Linked DNA regions of Homo sapiens: region 2 is linked to region 1. A link is a contact called in ENCODE Hi-C or POLR2A ChIA-PET data. All regions are on one chromosome and are shown on one strand. The core of a region is the stretch at or near the end of the contact, and the rest is flanking DNA. Distances in the headings are between cores, read along the strand shown. Region 1 overlaps UBE2H (ubiquitin conjugating enzyme E2 H). Region 2 overlaps UBE2H-DT (UBE2H divergent transcript).

Evidence for each region. A loop is a pair of places that touch in the nucleus more often than their neighbours do. ChIA-PET counts read pairs that join two places held with the same protein, here RNA polymerase II (POLR2A). Pooled maps may share reads with other maps.
Region 2: POLR2A ChIA-PET joins it to region 1 with 14 read pairs in AG04449. The contact joins two enhancer-like sites. A Hi-C loop is called at or near these places in 1 of 50 pooled maps. POLR2A ChIA-PET finds 5 or more read pairs at or near these places in 10 of 52 experiments (AG04449, B cell, HEK293 and 6 more).

Annotation. Positions count from the first base shown.
Region 1 is chr7:129,905,258-129,908,348 of GRCh38, reverse strand. All of the region lies in intron 1 of UBE2H (ubiquitin conjugating enzyme E2 H), which reads left to right. Among named protein-coding and RNA genes, the nearest start is that of UBE2H, 46 kb to the left of the region's middle. Within about 2 kb of position 1,493, at least 6 of the 41 ENCODE cell types and tissues checked have a DNase peak (open chromatin) inside an H3K27ac peak, as active enhancers do.
Region 2 is chr7:129,983,075-129,986,165 of GRCh38, reverse strand. The region is part of intron 2 of UBE2H-DT (UBE2H divergent transcript); the gene reads right to left. Among named protein-coding and RNA genes, the nearest start is that of UBE2H-DT, 32 kb to the right of the region's middle. Within about 2 kb of position 1,510, at least 2 of the 41 ENCODE cell types and tissues checked have a DNase peak (open chromatin) inside an H3K27ac peak, as active enhancers do.

The DNA of each region.
Region 1 (3,091 bases), core at 244-2,743:
CATCATCAGTTGGTGTTAGTCCCAAACCACATAATAGCTAGAAACCTTGATTGGGAGACACAAAGGTTTCTTATTCATGGGCATGCTTTAATTCTTGAAACTAGTAAAATGTTAGACTCTTAAATCTTAACACTTTTTTGATAACTGTCTACTGCTGGTAAGATTAAGATATGGTGCTTCGGAATTATGTCATTATTTTGAGTGAGAAGAAATGTCGAGGAACTCTTCATTTAGCACCATATCCAAGCCAAACCTCGTATAGAAATTACACAGTGGTGTGCTGGTGAATATTGAACAACCACCCTGGGGAGGGGGATAAAGCCCTGATTTGTAATGTTTGCTGATTTCTGAGGTATAAATACTCTATCATGGCTGGTTTCAGGCTACTAGTGTTATGTTGCTGAAGTTGGGAAAAAATGTGTATAATCAGCTGGCTTGAATTAATCTCAGCTATCAAATATTCAGGATTTTACAGCCTGACTTTTTTTCCAGCCTGTATTTTAATAATCTGCTTATTCTTGTCTTTATCTTTGTCCTTTGTTTTGAAAAAATTGGTCTTCCTGAGGTATAATTTATATGCAGTAAAATTCAGCAATTTTAAGTGTATACATTTGATGAGTTTTGACACATGTATACCTCGTCACAATGATGATATTCCATTAACCTTTCTATACACAGTTGCCAGATTAATTTTCCTAAAATTGTGCTTTGCATCCGTCATCTACCTCGGCATAAAACCTTCACTGGCTATGTACTGTTCATAGGATAAAGTACAAAATGCTGTGGTCTGGCTCTCTACCGTCTTGCTTTTTGTCTACTTATCTGCTTTTATCTACCACAACCCGGCTACATGAACCTCTTATTGCAATAAAACTGATCAACTGGTTCTAGGCACAGTTGCTGCATCTGTGCCTTTGCTGTCAGCTGTACCCTGCCTATGATATTCCTTGGACATCATATTCCTTCTTGACTGCTTGGCCTTTCCTTAAAGTCTGGCTCAAGCCCCATTTTCTTACACGATCCAGGCTTTACTGATTACTTCTGCATCCCGACAGCTGTCATACCGCTTGTTTTGGCACTTAACTATCGCAACTTGTATTGAAATTCCAGAGGTGTTTTTTGGAGTCATTTGATCTTACCCAACAAAGTTGTAAACTATGATGGGGTAGGAAACGTACAACGGAGTTTTTAGCACTTTGCTCAAAAAAAAACAAGAACACCCCCTAATAAATGGCTTTTGATGATGATAAACCTTTAAGCAGCTCTTCCAACTCAGTGAGTCGCAAATTCAGTAACACTACTGGGGAGAATAGTACTCTGTTGTACCATTGACGTAGAGACTGAAGGTTTGGTCTGTCCCAGAGCATAGATGTGTAGTAATGTCTCTCAAAACTAGTATTAGTCATTAAAGTGCACATTGGAGATTTTATCTCTGCCTTGAAAATTCATCCAAAGGTAGTTAGCTTCATGGACTTTGGACTTTTGGCACGGATTAAGCGTTTAAAGTAGGTCTCCAAAGAAACTTCTTTGTTTCTCTCAACCAGCTTTATTGCACTTTTTGAAGTACTGGTAAGAGGTCAGGAGGGTGTATCTCATTGGTTTCCTTCCTGTCCCAGGAAGCCATGTTACGGTATTCTGAAAGAACTTTTTCTTTTTCAGTAACTTTACTATAAGCAAATTTTTTTTTCTTTTTAAAACTTGAATTTTCTCTGTAAGACATTGCATACTTGTTGAAAGCAGACATTAAATGATAACCTAACAAATACTTAACTTAATTCTAGATGCCTATCTGTTTCTCAGGATACCTTGTAGGTTCCTCTTCTCTTAAATACTGGCTTTACTCAGGGCTGGGCGCGTGACTCACAACTGTAATCCCAGCACTTTGGGAGGCTGATGTGGGTGGATCACATGAGGCCAGGAGTTCGAGACCAGCCTGGCCAACATGGTGAAACCCTGCCTCTACTAAAAATACAAAAATTAGCCGCATGTGGTGGCACACACCTGTAATCCCAGCTACTCAGGAGGCTGAGGCACAAGAATCGCTTGAACCGGGAGGTGGAGGTTGCAGTGAGCCAAGGTGGCGCCACTGCACTCCAGCCTGGGCAACAGAGCAAGACTGTCTCAAAAAAAAAAAAAGAAAGAAAAAAAAATGGCTTTACTCGGGGTTTCACAGTTCATCCTTATCTCTTGGTAGTTAGTACCCTATTCTTGAGTGATTTCATCTATTATTGCCTGAATGTGTTTTTAGAATAAAAATTCCATATCTCTTGAGCTCTGGTCTTGGATGGCCAAATGCCTACTGGACATCTTCTCTTTGCTGCTTTTCAGAGACCCCAGATTCAACATGTCCTAAATGGAACATCTGTATAAGTCTTTTTTTTTTGGAGACAGTGTCTCGCTCAGTGGCCCAGGCTGGAGTACAGTGGCACTGTCATAGCTCATTGTAACCTCTAACTCCTGGCTCCTGGGCTCAAACCATCCTTCTGCTTTGGCCTTCTGAGTAGCTGGGACTGCAGGCGTGAGCCGCTGTGCCTGGCCTCTCTGTAAGTCTTAGGCCCTCTCTTATTCCTCGATTGCTGAATGGTATTACCATCAGCAATACCAGGATAACTCAACTTGAGATAACTCAAGCCAGAAACATTGGAATCATCCTTGGCTTGTCCCTCTTCCTTCTCTTTCTGTGTCTGTGAGGTTCACCTCAAACATTTCTTACAAAAATCCTTTTCCTCCTCTGTTTTGAGTTCTGGCCAACCTTATCCTTTGTTGGGAAGGGGACTCCCCTGCCTTCCAAGCATCTAATTTGTGTACTAAGAGCAGATCTACTTCCATGGCATCAGATGAACCAAGCTCATAAGTCTGAAAGGTACAACTGGAAAACCAGCATATAATTTTAATTGTGTACCAGTGTTTCTGGTCTCTATAGGTAAACATAGCTGGGATCCCATACTATCATTGGAAAGAAGGTTATTCGAGAAGGCATTAGAACAAAAACAATGAGATGAATCAAATGTATAATGGTCTGACACAATCTGATGATACCACCATCTCATCGTAGATCTGTTGTGACCAGAAACCTCATGTCTATGAACAA
Region 2 (3,091 bases), core at 261-2,760, 78 kb before region 1:
CAGAATCCTTTTGACATGCTTATTTCCTTTAGTTTGGATATATAACTGGTAGTGGGATTGCTAGATCATATGGTAGTTCTATTTTGGGAAATCTCCATACTGTTTTCCAGTATGGCTGTACTGATTTACATTCCTACCAATAATATATAAGAGCTCCCCTTTCTCTGCATCCTCACCAGCATTTGTTATTTTTTTGCTTTTTGATAACCATTCTAACTAGGACAAAATGGTATCTCAGCCGGACGTGGTGGCTCATGCCTGTAATCCCAACACTTTGGGAAGCTGAAGCAGGTGGATCACCTGAGGTGAGGAGTTTGAGACCAGCCTGGCCAACATGGCGAAAAACCATCTTTACTAAAAATACAAAAATTAGCCGGGTGTGGTGGCAGGAGCCTGTAATCCCAGCTACTCAGGAGGCTGAGGCAGGAGAATTTCTTGAACCCAGGAGGTGGAGGTTGCAGTTAGCCGAGATCGTGCCACTGCACTGCAGCCTGGGTGACACAGCGAGACTCCATCTCAAAAAAAAAAAAAAAAAAAAAGATATCTCATTGTGGTTTTGATTCGCATTTCCCAGAATATTAGTGATCACGATTTTTTCATATACCTGTTGGCCATTTGTGTGTCTTCTTTTGAGAGATGTCTATTTAGCTAATTTTCCATTTTCTTTTCTTTTTTAAAAACAGAGACAGGAAGGCTGGGTGCAGTGGCTCATGCTTGTAATCTGAACACTTTGGGAGGCCGAGGCAGGCGGATCACCTGAGGTCAGGAGTTCGAGACCAGTCTGACCAACATGGTGAAATGCTGTCTCTACTGAAAATACAAAATTAGCCAGGTGTGGTGGCGCATGCCTGTAATCCCAGCTACTCAGGAGGCTGAGGCAGGAAAATCGCTTGAACCCAGGAAGTGGAGGTTGCAGTGAGCTGAGATCATGCCACTGCAATCCAGCCTGAGTGACAAGAGCAAAACTCCATCTCAAAACAAACAAACAAACAAAAATAGAGACGACAGGATCTTGCCACATTGCCCAGGCTGGTCTCAAACTCCTGATCTCAAGTGATCCTCCTGCCTTGGTCTCCTAACGTGCTGAGATTACAGGTGTGAATCACCCTGCCTAGCCCTATTCTGGATATTAATCCCTTGTTGGATAAGTAGTTTGCAAATATTTTCTCTCATTCTGCAGGTTGTCTCTTTACTCTGTTATTTCCTTTGCTATACAGAAGTTTTTTGGTTTGATATAATCTCATTTGTCTATTAAAATATGCATTTATATTTTCATTATGAAAGTAGTAAAAAATAGAGCAAAAAAGGTAAATTTCACTGGTACATGGGTACAATCACTTCTAAAAAATAACTTTACCTAGTCAACTTGAACATGTTCATATCCTGGAATCCAGCAATTCCAGTCCTAGGTATACATCCAGAGAAACTAATATACACTCGCACCAGACCATGTATATAGGAACAGTCATGATCACATTGTTCCTAGGAGCAAAAAATTGGCAATGATCCAAATTCCACCCAAAACAATACTGGCCAGACATGGTGACTCACACCTGTAATCCGAGCACTTTGGGAGGCCGAGGTGGATGGATCACCTGAGGTCAGGAGTTCGAAATCAGCCTGGCCAACATGGCGAAACCCCACCTCTACTAAAAATACAAAAAATTAGCTGGGCATGTTGGTGCACGCCTGTAGTCCCAGCTATTCGGCAGGCTGAGGTGGGAGAATCGCTTAAATCCAGGAGGCAGAGGTTGCAGTGAGCCGAGATTGCACCACTGCACTCCAGCCTAGGATACAAGAGCAAAACTCCGTCTCAAAAAAAAAAAAAAGAATAAAAGAAAAAGAAAAATCTCCAAACACAATATGCTCAACACCTCATCCCACATTTTCCTCTCAAGGCTGCTCCTTCTCCACTGTGTCCCCTGTTCGTGTTCACAGCATCCCACCCTCCCACTCACCCAGGTTGGAAAGCCTCTTCCCTCTGCCTCACCCCAATCAGTTATCAAGTACCACGGATTCCACCTGGAGAATGTCTTGCAAGACTCTCTCCTGCCAGCCTGATTCAGATTGTATTTACCTCTTGCCTGAATCTCAGCTGTGATAGCAGCTAACTGACACTTTTTCCTCCAAGCTCCCCTCTGATCTAACCTTTACCCTACTACCAAGCTTATGATCTTTCTAGAGATGGGGTTTGGAGATTTCTAACAGACAGTTGGAAATGTGGACCTAGAGCTCAGGAGAGAAGTCTTTCCCTTCATCCTCTGCCCTACTTTAGTCTCTCAAACATGTTCAGTAAAGATGCTATAACTTTTTTTTTTTTTTTTTTTTTTTAGACAGGGTCTAATTCTGTCACCCAGGCTGGAGTGCAGTGGCACCGTCTCAGCTGACAGCAACCTCTACCTCCTAGGCTCAAGTAATCCTCCCACTCAGCCTCCCAAGTAGCTGGGACTATAGGCGCATGCCACTACACCAAGCTAATTTTTGTATCTTTTTAGAGACAGGGTTTCGCCATGTTGGCCACACTGGTCTCGAACCCCTGGGCTCAAGTGATCCGCCTGCCTTAGCCTCCCAAAGTGCTGGGATTACAGGCGTGAGCCACCGTGCCCAGCCAAGATGCTGTAACCCAATTATCCTCTCAGTGTAACCAGGACTGGCTGCCTTGATGCCTTCCGGGGTTGTATCCCACTTTAGACTGATATCTGGACCTAGAACTGTGGTCTCTGCCCAGGTGGAATTATGATCCAGTATCCCTTATTTATTTTTTTTTTCAAAATCTACCCCAACATGGCCGGGCACGGTGGCTCATGCCTGTAATCCCAGCATATTGGGAGGCCGAGGCAAGTGGATCACCTGAGGTCGGGAGTTCGAGACCAGCCTGACCAACATGGTGAAACCCTGTCCCTACCAAAAATACAAAAATTAGCCGGGCGTGGTGGCACATGCCTGTGATCCCAGCTACTTGGGAGGCTGAGGTAGGAGAATCACTTAAACCAGGGAGGCAGAGGTTGCAGTGAACAGCAACTCCGTCTCAAAAAAAAAAAAAAAAAAAAAAAAAATTAGCAGGTGTGGTAACTGACCTGTAGTTCTACCT